2 separate regions of the Homo sapiens genome follow, and region 2 is linked to region 1. A link is a contact called in ENCODE Hi-C or POLR2A ChIA-PET data. All regions are on one chromosome and are shown on one strand. Each heading gives the region's core, a stretch centred on a gene start or an enhancer-like site at or near the end of the contact. The rest is flanking DNA. Distances are from core to core; before and after follow the strand shown. Region 1 overlaps LINC01599 (long intergenic non-protein coding RNA 1599). Region 2 overlaps LOC100506446 (a long non-coding RNA gene).

Evidence for each region. Hi-C counts contacts between places; a loop is a spot of excess contacts on that map. ChIA-PET counts read pairs that join two places held with the same protein, here RNA polymerase II (POLR2A). Pooled maps may share reads with other maps.
Region 2: POLR2A ChIA-PET joins it to region 1 with 27 read pairs in activated naive CD4-positive, alpha-beta T cell. The contact joins two enhancer-like sites. A Hi-C loop is called at or near these places in 5 of 168 maps with a recorded cell type or tissue (A673, CD4-positive, alpha-beta memory T cell, OCI-LY7 and 2 more), 9 of 37 single-sample maps with no recorded cell type and 12 of 50 pooled maps. POLR2A ChIA-PET finds 5 or more read pairs at or near these places in 18 of 52 experiments (BJ, CD4-positive, alpha-beta T cell, CD4-positive, alpha-beta memory T cell and 14 more).

What each region holds. Positions count from the first base shown.
Region 1 is chr14:50,057,467-50,063,872 of GRCh38, reverse strand. All of the region lies in intron 2 of LINC01599 (long intergenic non-protein coding RNA 1599), which reads left to right. Among named protein-coding and RNA genes, the nearest start is that of LINC01599, 44 kb to the left of the region's middle. RefSeq lists enhancers at 884-1,093, 1,564-1,633, 2,124-2,303, 2,504-2,793. Within about 2 kb of position 2,737, at least 35 of the 41 ENCODE cell types and tissues checked have a DNase peak (open chromatin) inside an H3K27ac peak, as active enhancers do; they include PC-9, where a contact is called at or near this core.
Region 2 is chr14:49,950,835-49,957,240 of GRCh38, reverse strand. The region is part of intron 2 of LOC100506446 (a long non-coding RNA gene); the gene reads left to right. Among named protein-coding and RNA genes, the nearest start is that of MIR6076, 12 kb to the left of the region's middle. Within about 2 kb of position 3,013, at least 6 of the 41 ENCODE cell types and tissues checked have a DNase peak (open chromatin) inside an H3K27ac peak, as active enhancers do; they include PC-9, where a contact is called at or near this core.

The DNA.
Region 1 (6,406 bases), core at 1,488-3,987:
GTTATCCCTTAGGTATACTTGTTGCAATGATAGTAGTGTAGCAAAATATCCCAGCAAAACCTCCACTGGTGGCTGAGCCCACTGAGGACCTGTGTTTGCTGGGTTAACTTTCTCTCTGTGTAGTTCCTAAAGGACCGGAGTGTGTTGCCCAGCTACCCATGCTTTTCTGCTAGTCTACTGGACTGCCACGGAGCTGGCACTGCTACTGTTATTCTGATTTTGTAGTGTAGGTAATTGGGCAAGTCTCCCCTCTACTCTTCTTTGTAAAAGTTAATTATTTCTCCATTGAGTTTCTCAAAAAGAAATCCAGTTGGAATTTTGATTAGCATTGCATTAAATTTATAGGTTCATTGTTCATATAACTAGGTCTTTATAAATGTCATCCAAAGTAAGTCATCTTACATGAGGTCATCCTACCCAAAATGTGGAATGTACTCTATTTATTCAGATCATTTTATGTTTCCTTATTAGAATTTAAGACATGTTTTTAGAAGTTTTGGGTATTCTTGGCTATTACCTAGATATATTTTGTAATTCTTGCTGCTATTGTAAATGGTATCTTTTTAATAATATTTTTCAGCAGTTATTGTGGGTGGACAGAGATGTTGTTGATTTTTGCAGGTAGATTTTGTGTCTGGTGAACTTGCTGAACCTTCTGAGTTCTAATTGGTTTGAATCTGTTTTTTCTTTTTCTTTTTTTGAGACAGGGTCTCTGTCACCTAGGCTGGATGCAGTGGCACGATTTTGGTTCACTGCAACCTCTGCCTCCTGGGCTCAGTTGATCCTCCCACTCAGCCTTTGGAGTAGCTGGGACCACAGACATGTGCCATGATGCCTGGCTAATTTTTTGTAGAGGTAGGGTTTTGCCATGTTGCCCAGGCTGGTCTTGAACTCCTGAGTTCAAAGCAATCTGCCCATATCAGCTTCCCACAGTGCTGGGATTACAGGCATGAGCCACTGCACTGGGCCTGAATCTGTTTTTTCTAAATTGACAGGTTACTTTGTTTTTTTACTGCTACAGTAAGAAGCACCCTCCCCCAACCCCAGTTAATCTCTGTGATAGGTGGGGGTGGGGCTTAGGGGAAGGGTGACTCACTAGACAGGAGTTGAAAATGCCTGGGTTTTTGTGACACTAACATCTGTGTCCTCCATAGATGGAGCTCACATCACGGAGCTCATGAGAAGCTGAGTGCCAGCTACCACACACACATTCAGACATTTGCTGTCGGGCCACGGGCCATGCTGATGGAGAAAAGGTAGCCTAAATTCTCTGGTAACGGGGGTGAGAGAGAGAGAGAGAGATGTGGCGATGAAAATAAAGAATAAGGAAAGGAATAGCGACTTCAGGGGACTTTGCCTGGGTTGGGGCTCAGGCCGGGGCCTGGGAAGTATGAGAGACAGAGGGTGATAAAAGGGCATCAGGTGTTAGAGAGCAGCTGGACCAGAAGACCCACCATCCGGCAGCAACACCCAAAGACCTTTGGTCACATAATGTGGGGACGGGGAGGGAGGAGCTCTGGCACTGGAGATAGCCTTGGGCACCTGGCAATGCCCTCCCGCCCCTTCCCCGCTGACTAGTTCACAGAGGCCTTGCCCCATGCCACTGCACTGCCTTGACACTGACACACAGCACTGCCGGCCCAGGGACTTCTCAGGGTCCAAACCTCCTACATTCCCAGGGCTCCCAGAAATCAGAGCTGAACCCACAAGGCACACAGAGCTGGGCCTCTGAGCTGGCTCCCAAAAAGAAGTGTGTTGAGGGAAACATTCTCAGCAACATTGAGAATGTTTTCACTGGACCACTGTTTACCTTGTTTAACGAGAAGCTGTCACTAAGCATTAAGGTTTCTTTGATTTGGAGACTTCTCTGCACACCAGAGAACCAGTGGCATAGGGTTGCCTCCTGCTCTGCACAGTGTCTTCCGGGGCTGCTGGTGGCAGGATGTGGCGGCCTGGTTCAACAGCTGTGATTAGTGACCCTGATTGTAGCCGCTAGCTGAGTGATTGTAAAATCAGGAAGTGAGGAGGGTTTTGTGTTCCCTCCTGGCCCCTCCTGCAAGGAACTCTGGATGGAAAGGTGAACTTGCTAAGTGCAGTTGTGCTTTGCTGACATCTGCTCCCGTTTTTGCCCCTTCACTGCTTTTAATGAATTCTGGGTTCAGGCACCCTGAGCCCTGAACGTATGGAATCTGTCCTGGGAGAATCTGTTTGTTTTATAGAGGTGGTGATGAGCAGAGGCATCCAGGCAGGTCTATTCATGTGGGAAAGCAGAGAGTTGCCCTGGATCCTACTTAAGGCCAGACCCTTCAGGTCTCCAGAGGGGACAGGCCTGGCACTGTCTGTAAGCAACTCTCGAAGAAGCCAGACTTTTCCTGTAAATGTATAACCAAAAAAAAAAAAAAAAAAAAAAAAAAGACTATTTTGGAGCAAAGAAGCCAGAAAAAGGGCTAATGGGGGATGAGAGCGTAAGCCTGGCCCAGTGACCCAAATCCTGAGTTTGTGGAGGTGTTTACAGGGGCTGAACGGCCAGGCCCAGGCTGGCCCCAGGGAACCCCCAAAGGCCATGAGTGAGGCCTGCGTTTTGGGGTATGCTCCTTGTTTCCTGTGCCGGCCTGTCTCCACATGCTGGGTGGTTGTGAAACAACGGCTTGCAGTGACTCAGCTTTATAAATAGGACATTTACAGTGAAAATTACAGGAAATTCCCAGAGTCTCCTGCGGGGGCTTATTTTAGGTGTGTGGCTTACACAAGTGAAACCCCAGCCACCCTCTTCCAGCCTCTTCTCCCTGCAGCATCCTTGGGTATCTGATTTGAGGCAATTGCTTCTGTTCTGTGACAGGAAACCACCCCAGGAGGTCTGAGAGAAATGAGGAAAGGAGGCGTCCATCTCCAGCCCCATTCAGACACGCTCCTGGGAGAGAACAGCTCACATTTGGCTCACGCTTCTCATATGCCGAGCGCTCTGCTGTGTTACCTCAGTGACTTTCACTGACTCCCAAGGAAGTGATGGGGATGGGGAAACTGGAATTCAAACCCATTTCCAACTCCCTCCGGATCTCGAGAGATTAACCACAGACACAACTTTTCCTGAACACAGAACAAGAAGGCAAAAGGAAGCAGAGGTCCCTGTTTTCAGGAGAGGACAGGAGAAAGGTGCCAGTACCCTGGCCTTTGGTTATATTTCCCTTTCCCTCTTCAGTAACACATTTCTTGGCAGGACATCTTTTCTGGAAAACCAGACTTGAGCTTGGAGTGGCTCAACAGCCCTTGCTGTAGCTAGGTTTGATGGAGAAGCTGAGAGAGCTGCCTGCACCCGGGTAGGAGGCTCTGTCATGGAGGGGCTCAGGCCATTGCAGGTTTAGGGCCTAAATGTTGTGCAAATATTTGCCCAACAACTCCCAGTGTGCCTTGGAACAAGCAGCAGGAGCGGCCCTGGCTGAGTCCCTGAAGAGAAACGTGGATGTGATGACTTTGAATGGCTCCCAGCTTCTACTTCCTCATAATTTGCCAGGATCTCTGTCGCCAACGAGCCTGGTTACAAGGAGAGGGGGCTCCGTGCTAGCCTGCTAGGCATGATGGAATCTTCCGCATTCTCCAGATGAAGCCCGCACACCCATGCCTTCATCAAGCAGCAGGCACTGCCAATGCGTTTTTGAGCTACAGATTTGTATTCCCAGCAATCTGTGAGATTCTCCCCCTAGATCCTCGCAAAGCTTCTGAATTTATCGAGTTCAAAACAGAACACCCAAACTGGCTTGTCTTGTATTCTCTTTCAGTTAAGGCTGCCTTCCCTAGTCCCCCTAGTTAGAAACCATTGGCTCATCCTTAACCCTCTGCTGCTCTGCCCTCTCCCTCCCGAGTCTGATTGATTCTCCCTCCTAGCTCTCCCCTCAGTGCCTGGAGTGCATGGGTCTGACCCAATGGGTGGTTGGCAGGGGTAGGAGTGGGAGTTGGGAGGAGCACATGACCCAAGCTGAGCTCATTAGATCCCAGGGTTTTTCTAGCTGCAGCAGGCTCTTTTCTCTCTAGATGCTTGCTGGAAGGCTGGGAATCCAGAGGGGCCTGTGGCCATGCATCTGCAGCCTGGCAAAGCCTGCCTGCAGCAGCGAGGGGACATGCTGCAGGGAGAAGCCATGATGAGTGGTGGAGAGAGACTTCCTGAGGGGACAGAGCTCCCAGTACAGCTGTCCCCAAACCAGGTCCACCCCCTGCCCCCATCCATCCTTCACAGGCCACCAGGATTCTTTTCCATGTTCTCCAACTTTTTGTTTTAAAAAAATCCAACTACAAAGAAGTTGACAGAATAATTCAGTGAATACCTACATACCCTTCACCTAGATTCACCAGTTATTAGCATTTAGTGACAGTTATGTTCTCTTTTTCCCTATATATTCATGTATGTGTGTTTTTTCTGAACCATTTGAAAATAAGTTGCTGATGCCATGACACTTCTCCCCTACATATTTCTGCATGTATTGCCTAAGAATGCGAACATTTTCCCCACAGTCACAATACCGTGATCACATTCAAGAAATTTAACAGGGCTGGGCGCTGTGGCTCATGCCTATAATCCCAGCACTTTGGGAGGCCAAGGCAGGTGGATCACGAGGTCAGGAGTTCAAGACCAGCCTGGCCAACATGAAACCCCATCTGTACTAAAAATACAAAAAATTAGTCAGGCGTGGTGGCAGGCACCTCTAATCCCAGCTACTTGGGAGGCTGAGGCAGGAGAATCGCTTGAAACCAGAAGGCAGAGGTTGCAGTGAGCCAAGATCACGCCACTGCACTCCAGCCTGGTCAATAAGATTGAAACTCTGTCTAAAAAAAAAAGGAAAAAAAAAGAAAAGAAATATTAACAATGATATAATAATATCTAATATTAATATATATCCACATTCAATTTTGCCAAGTGGAATTTGTTTATGGATATAAGATATTATGATAGTTTTTTTTCCCTTTTCAATTCAAGAGCCAATCATGGATAACAAATTGCATTTAGTTGTCTTATCTGTTTAGCCCCCGTAACCTAGAATTGTTTTCCTGTCCTTTTTTATATTTCATCATATTAGCATTTTTTGTATCCTTCAATTTGGATTTGCTTTTTCCTCATGATTAGAGTCATGCTGTATATTTTTAACAGAGATAACACTGGATTCTTTTCAGTGTATCACATTAAGAGACACATGATGTCAGTTATTGGTGTGTTAAGTTTGATCACCTTGTTAAGGTGGTGTCTGCCAGATCTTTTCATTGTAAAGGTACAATTTTCCCTTGATACATGGGAATAATTACATATATATATATCTGTTCTTGTAAAGTGGAAATTAAGTATATGTTCTTATGCTGGTTCCCTTGGCTCCAATTTCCACAGGTCAACATAAAGAAGGCCCAGTTGCACCTGCACACACAGTGGGTTGTGTTAGAGGGGAGGAATGCTGAGCTTAGAGAATCAGCATCTTTTATGATAGGCAATAAGTCTCTGACCTCTTCTGCAGAAGACATTATCTTTCTTATACTAGGCACTAAGCATGCCTGTACTTTGCTCCAAAGGGAGAGTCTTGTCTTCCAAGGCTATTTGCTATTCAAATGCCTTTGGAAAGAGATTCCAGAACAGAGGCAGTGAGTGCTCCTGCTCATAAGACACCCACAAATGCTAGAGACGCATGGAGAACTGTCTCCCAACAGATCCTGAAAAATTATCTTTCTACAACACAATCCAGTCATGTTATTCCCCTGTTGTGGCTGGTGGCCTCCCAATTCCTAGTCTCTGCACCTTCAGTAGCAGAGACCCCCACCTCCCCTGACCCACAGCTGTGCACATGGCTTTCCAGAATTTGGTCTGTGTTTCCCATCTTCTCTCTCAGCAAGGTGTGGCTGTATGATTAAGTTCTGAGCAAGAGGCTTTAAGAATAAGTAAGTGTGCACAACTTCTGTAAAATGCCCTTAAATGATAGTGTGCCTTAAAGGATAGGGAGCACGCCTTTCTCCTTCTCTTTCCTTCTTTGTACAACATAAAGTAGCAACCTCCCTCCTCCAAGGCACTTGCTAATTCTCTCTCTGCCTTGTTTGTTTCCACAGAGGTTACACCATTTGACACACTATTTATTTTGCTTATTTTGTATATTGTCTGTCTCTTCTCACTAGCATGTAAACCCCATGAACAGTGCTGGTGCTAGCATTTTTGTATCTGTTGTTGAAATACTGAAATACTTCTGTACCAGTGGGTGGCTGGTCACTCCCCAAGTCCCTGTGTGCTCCCCATGGCACCTCCCAGCTACCCAGCTGTCTTAGTCTTCTTGGGCTGCCATAATAAAATACCATCGACTAGGTGGCTTCAACAACGGAAATGTATTTTCTCACAGTTCCGGGTCCAAGATCAGGGTGCGAGTTAATCTGGTTCCTGGTG
Region 2 (6,406 bases), core at 1,764-4,263, 110 kb after region 1:
AGAATTCAGGAGGATCCTCAGGAATTCGGAGCCTCCAAATCATGCAACATCTCCCTGACTCCTAAAACAATTCTCTGAATAAGTAAAAACAATCTCAAGTAAGAGACACAAAGCATTCACGTGTTCATCCTGAAATATTTTATTTTGAAACTTGATGAAGGTTCAAATGAAACATTCAGCAGTTAGTATATATATGTGTATATATATATATGTATATATATGTGTATATATGTGTGTATATATATGTGTGTGTGTGTGTATATATATATATATATATATTTTTTTTTTTTTTTTTTTGAGAGAGAGAGAGTCTTATTCTGTTGCCCAGGCTGGAGTGCAGTGGCATGATCTCGTCTCATTGCAACCCCTGCCTCCCAGGTTCAAATGATTCTCCTGCCTCAGCCTCCCAAGCAGCTGGGACTACAGATGCACGCCACCACGCCCAGCTAATTTTTTCTATTTTCAGTAGAGACAGGGTTTCACCATGTTGGCCAGGCTGGCTTCAAACTCCTGACCTCAAGTGATCCGTCTGCCTCGGTCTCCCAAAGTGCTGGGATTATAGGTGTAAGCCACCGTGCCCGGCCCTCAGCATTTAGTAGAGTATGTTTTAACATCATGTATTTTCTTCTAATTAAACTCCAGAAAAGAAATGTTTCTAATAAGATTAATAAATGACAAAGTCACCAACTGCTTTGAAAAGATAGCAAATCCAACCTCCCACCCATGCCTTCCTTTTAATATGGAATACTTCACATCACTCGTAACTCATACATTGATTATTCTCCAACAATTAATTTTTTAAGCCAGTAATTTGGAAACATCAGAAATGTGGCTTGGTTCACAATCTACCTTGCAAATGCTTAGCTTTCCCACAGTGCCAATGACCACCATTATTAATACTTCTTTATTCCTCTACTTATAACTTGGTTTCTATAACAACCATCACATTAGATGGTTTGCCTGTTTACTTGTTTCCTCTATGAGCTCCTGGGGGGCAAAAGCTGTGCTTTATTTACCTTTGTATCCTCAGCACCTGACAAGCTGACATATGGTAGATACTCAATAAATATATATTAAGTGAATGAATAAATGAATGAATGGAGGCCGGGGGCGGTGGCTCGTGCCTGTAATCCCAGCACTTTGAGAGGCCGAGGCAGGCAGATCACCTGAGGTCGGGAGATTGCGACCAGCCTGACCAACATGGAGAAACCCTGTCTCTACTAAAAATACAAAATTAGCTGGGTGTGGTGGTACATGCCTGTAATCCCAGCTACTCGGGATGCTGAGGCAGGAGAATCACTTGAACCCAGGAGGCAGAGGTTGCAGTGAGCTAAGATTGCACCATTGCACTCCAGCCTGGGCAGCAAGAGCGAAACTCCATCTCAAAAAAAAAAAAAAAAAAAAGAGACCAAAAACAAAACACACACACACACACACAAAAACCTGTGCTTTATTTACCTTTGTATCCTCAGCACCTGACAAACTGATATATGGTAGATACTCAATAAATATATAGTAAGTGAATGAATAAATGAATGAATGGAGACAGAGCGCAGTGGCTCACACCTGTAATCCCAGCACTTTGGGAGGCCGAGGCGGGCAGATCACCTGAGGTCAGGAGTTTGAGACCAGCCTGGCCAACATGGTAAAACTAAGAATACAAAAATACAAAAATTTGCACTACAGCCTAGGCGATAGAGCAAGACTCCGTCCCCCCACCCAAAAAAAGAAGGCTGCTAGGGGCATGCAGTTGGGGCAGGGTATTTGAAGGAGTGTGGATTGGAAAGAGAAGATACCTAAGGCTGTTAGGGGAGGGATAGGGGCTGTTGAAGCAACTATGGAGCCCAGGGAATATGAAGAGGGGCTCAAGTAAAACAGGAGCAGGAAATATATAAAGAATATTTACATGTTGTTTATAAGCTCCTAAGGGATAAGGTGGCATGATATACATTGCTGACTCCCTGCCTGAATTTCCCTTCCTTGGGAAAGCCCAGCTTCATCCCCATGAGGCCATGTGCTCTGGAAGGCCTCCCTGAGTCAAGCCTTGAGTGTATGGTGTTGATTCAATTCTGGCCAATGAGGCATGAAAAGAAATTTGCTGGGGCAGGGAGCATAGTTTGGGAGAAATTCTGTTGCTATCAAGAAGAGACAGGTAAGAGGAAACCTCTCCTTTCCCCTGGCTCAAAATCTTGCCATGATTTGATGCTGGGAAATGCCTTGGTCGTGAGAAGCCACACAGAAGGTTGCAGAGAGGAAAGATGGGCAATATCTGTGGGCTTGGGAGGTCCTCCATGATGTCCCTAAGCCCCTGAATTGGCCAATCCTGGAGCCAACCCACCTCTGGCCTTGTTAAATGGGATGATAAGGCCCTCTCTCATCTAAGCCCATTTGAGCCAGGGTTTCTGTGATTCAAAATCAACAATGGTTATGAGTTTGTGCAGACCCAACTCTCCCTTCCAACTGCCTCTTCTAGGGAGACATCAATTCTACCAGGATCTGGCCTCATATGTGTGGAATGAATTAGGCTTGTAAATTCCCAAAATGTGAATTCTTTGCTGCTTGGAATCAGCATTTATAATGAACAAAAAATTTTTAGCATATGCTTATTTTAAATATATCAGTGAAGTATTAGGCTCACATGCCAACAGAGATACCTCACCAAAGCATCTTGCTATCCAAGTCTATAGCAAGTGGATTCTATTTAAAGCAACAGCTGCAACATGGGACTGAGTAAGAAGCTAGATTGTGGATGATATTCTCTTTCATTTGTAACACAAATATTTGTTTTCAGTGGAGTAGAAGTTTCATATTAATTAGAGATGGAACTGCTGACTTGATTTCCAGAATGCAAACAAGAAATACTCCTCATTCCTGACTTGAAAAAGTTAGGGTGAGAAAAGAGGGAGTGACATTCATACCAGAGTAGCTTAGAAATGAGATCACATCTCTTATGAAACTTTAAGGAGGCTGGGCACGGTGGCTCATGCCTGTAATGCCAGCAGGCCAAGGCGGGTGGATCACTTGAGACCAAGAGTTGGAGACCAGCCTGGCCAACATGGCAAAACACCATCTCTACTAAAAATACAAAAATTAGCCGGGTGTGGTGGTGGGCACTTGTAATCCCAACTAATTGGGAGACTGAGGCAGAGAATCACTTGAACCTGGGAGGTGGAGGTTGCAGTGAGCCAAGATTGTGCCACTGCACTCCAGCCTGGATGACAGAGCAAGACTCCATCTCAAAAAAAAAAAAAAAAAAAAAAGAAAGAAAGAAACTTTAAGGAATCACAGATGATGGTGACACCAAATACAAATTCTACTAATCCTTGTCTTTGGCAGTGGATAGCCTTTCAGAACTTCTGTTTTATTTTTCCCCTCATTAATTTTAGCTGTTGTTGACAAGACTTTTAAAAAATTGCTTATTTTTTAAAAATTTTCCTTCCATCCTATGTAGTGACCCATCTCCCTTCTCCCATTTGAACAAGGAACAGGCTCTGTGCATCTTTGCCTCAAAGGAGGTTTGTAGCAAGGCAGAAAGCAAAAGCTGCCTGCAGGACATTTTCCTTCTTGAATTTTGTTTTCACAAGCTTAAGCTATTAATTAACTTATTAGGTAGTTATAGGGAATCCTGTAAGGGAACTATGAAGAAAGTGGGATGTTCATCAGGCTAACAGATTCCTGGAAACAAGGAGGGACAGAAATCTATAGATTCCTCAAGTATCTGGGACTAGAGTCCTCCCCACTAAGTGGACTAATCATGCCTTAGGGAGGTGATCAAATCTTCAAAGGCTTTGTTTTGTGGCACACCTAGGGAGACAGAGGTCTAGGGAACAGCCTTGCTAGAGATTCCCATGCTTCAAACACTGCAGGGGGAGAAACAGAGCTACTAGGTTTGAAGGGACCACACTGGCCAGGACAATGGATGTTTCAGCAGCCACCAATCCAGTCTGGTGACTGATGCCCAGAGGGCCTCCCCACATGCTGGCACTAGAGACACTGGGTTTCCAAACAACTTTTGGGGTGAGGAGGTTCTGGGGGAAGTCAAGTGTGCCTGGGAATATATTTCCTTCTTGCTAGGTAGGAAAAGGTAAAGTTGAAATTAAGTTGATTTAAATACATGAAGAAACTCACCATCTCTTGCCACCTAGGTTTGTGGCTTGGGCTTCATACCTACAAACATTGACTATTTGGAGTCCATACTCAGTGGAATTTCTCTCTACATCAAATTAGTTGGGTCCACTTGGGAAACATGCTGGAAACCCTAGACTCTAGATTGGTCTTAAAATCTCTAAGTACAGCTCCTTTCACATAGAGGGACATACCATGCTTGCTGCCAGACCATTCTAAGTAGACTCCAACTAGCAACACTGGAAACATCTCTTTAGATTTGAGGATAGGAACATCAGATGGCCCAATATAATTCTTGGTTGCAAGCAACAGAAACCAGCCCTGACTAATTTGATTTAAGCTGGAATGTATTAGAAGGATACTGAATAGTTCACAAGATGGATGGGAGGGCTAGAGAACAAGGATCAGGAAAATGGCTGGAAACCAAGAGAGAATGGGCACGGAGGAGCATGGCCCAGGTCATTCCACAGGACAGTCTGCCCCTGCCAGCACCTCACTGCTGCCCACAGATGACACTGCCACCACTAGCGTCCTCTGAACTATTTTTCACCCTCTGCTTCTTCCCTTGATATTCAAGGTCCAGAAAGGAGGCTCTGACTGGCTGAGCTTGAGTCCTGCACCATTCCCTGGAGGTCCCTGAATAGAGGGAGGGGGTTGGCCGTGAACACAATGTAGAATACTGTGTCACACCAAAACTGTGATTGGAAGAAGGGAAGCTGAACAAAAAATAAACACACTTAACAAATGTCCACCACATTCCCAACCACTTAAGGAGAAGAAAAAAGCGTTAAAGTCTTGAAAACTCCAGCTTTCAGTTAACTACCTTGTAAAGGTACTCACCTATTTCCCAGGATCAAGCCCTATAAAAGTTTTATGCAAGCTCATAATTTCACTCTCAAATGAATTTGTAACCCATGACCCTGATTCCTGCCCAGTACTTGGCCCTGCCCATTGGCCCTGGATTGCTTTCTCTGATTAGATTTCTATAGCAATTCCCCAGGCTCAGGGACCAAAAGACTTGCCAGGCACTTAAGTTTGAACAACCTTTTGCACTTCATCTCTCACTCTTACCTCCACCCTGAGGCACATGGGTGCTGTTGGCTCCCTGGTGAAGTTAAGAGGGAAGATAAACTTAAGGACCACAGATTTAGAAGGCTATTTTCATCTCCCCACTTATAGGCAGAACTACATTCTCAGAAAAACAGAAGTATGGCCTATTTTTTAAGCTCTTCAGAAGTGGGAAAATACTATTCTCGATACATCCAACAGAAAATAAGACACAAGCTGTGTTTGAAGATTCAGTAGAAAACAGAGAACACTTGATAAAAACAGGGGAAAAAAACATGTTCATAGACTGTCTCCAAATCTGCTCAAGTGTACAGGAGGAAGATACGTCCAAAGGATCATGACAATGGTGGGGACACATCACCCCACATCTGTGATTGCTCCTTGCTGCTTCTCCAGCTTTGGGTGATGAGTGTGGTGAACAGATACAGCCTGTGGCATAGGTCCAGGCAGGAAAGGGGTCTTCTCTTACATCTGGTAGCACTGGAGTAGGGGGAGCCTTGGGATCTGTGTCTCGCAAAAGCATCTCCTTTCTTCTGGAGGTTTTTCAGGATCCAGGAATGATAGAGGAGACAGATGCTCTGGAAAGGGAAATACTAGGTGAGATCTAAGGGCACATTCCAACCTGCCATTTGTGCAACAGGAAGTGACACAAAGTCTTAGAAAGTATTTATAAGCCATAAATGACCACTAAAAGCTGGTTAGCTAATTTTCTTTTAAAAGGAAAATGTTGGGGAATTTTAAGTAAAGGCAAAATCTTTCCAATGCTTCTTGTTTTAATTTTCCTTAACTTTTTCACTTAGCTTGATCTGTATTTAAGGGTCTCATGTTGTTAGTTCAGCCAAAGGAAGTGCAAAATCCTCCAGGCTGTACTACTGTTGGCCATCCCCAGCCTGTGTGTAACTGAACATGCCCATTAGCAGGATCTTGGGAGCCACAGTACCAGTGCCCTCAAAGTTGGCCAGTGGCCAGCAATAAACAGGTTCTGGCTGGTCATACCTGAGGTTTGGAAAGCTACTTTGTACCCAACCCTGAGGAGCGGTGTGGAGCCAGGACAAGAACAGGCAAGCTCCTGCAGAATTCTGTGCCCGTGTAGGGTGAGCCTGCTCCACATTATGCTCTGAAATGGGAAACCTGGGGCAAAGGTAAGACATCTCAAAGGAAAATAGAGCAAAATTTTAAATTCTGAGGGCTCCTCTGCACTGCAGAAGCCGAC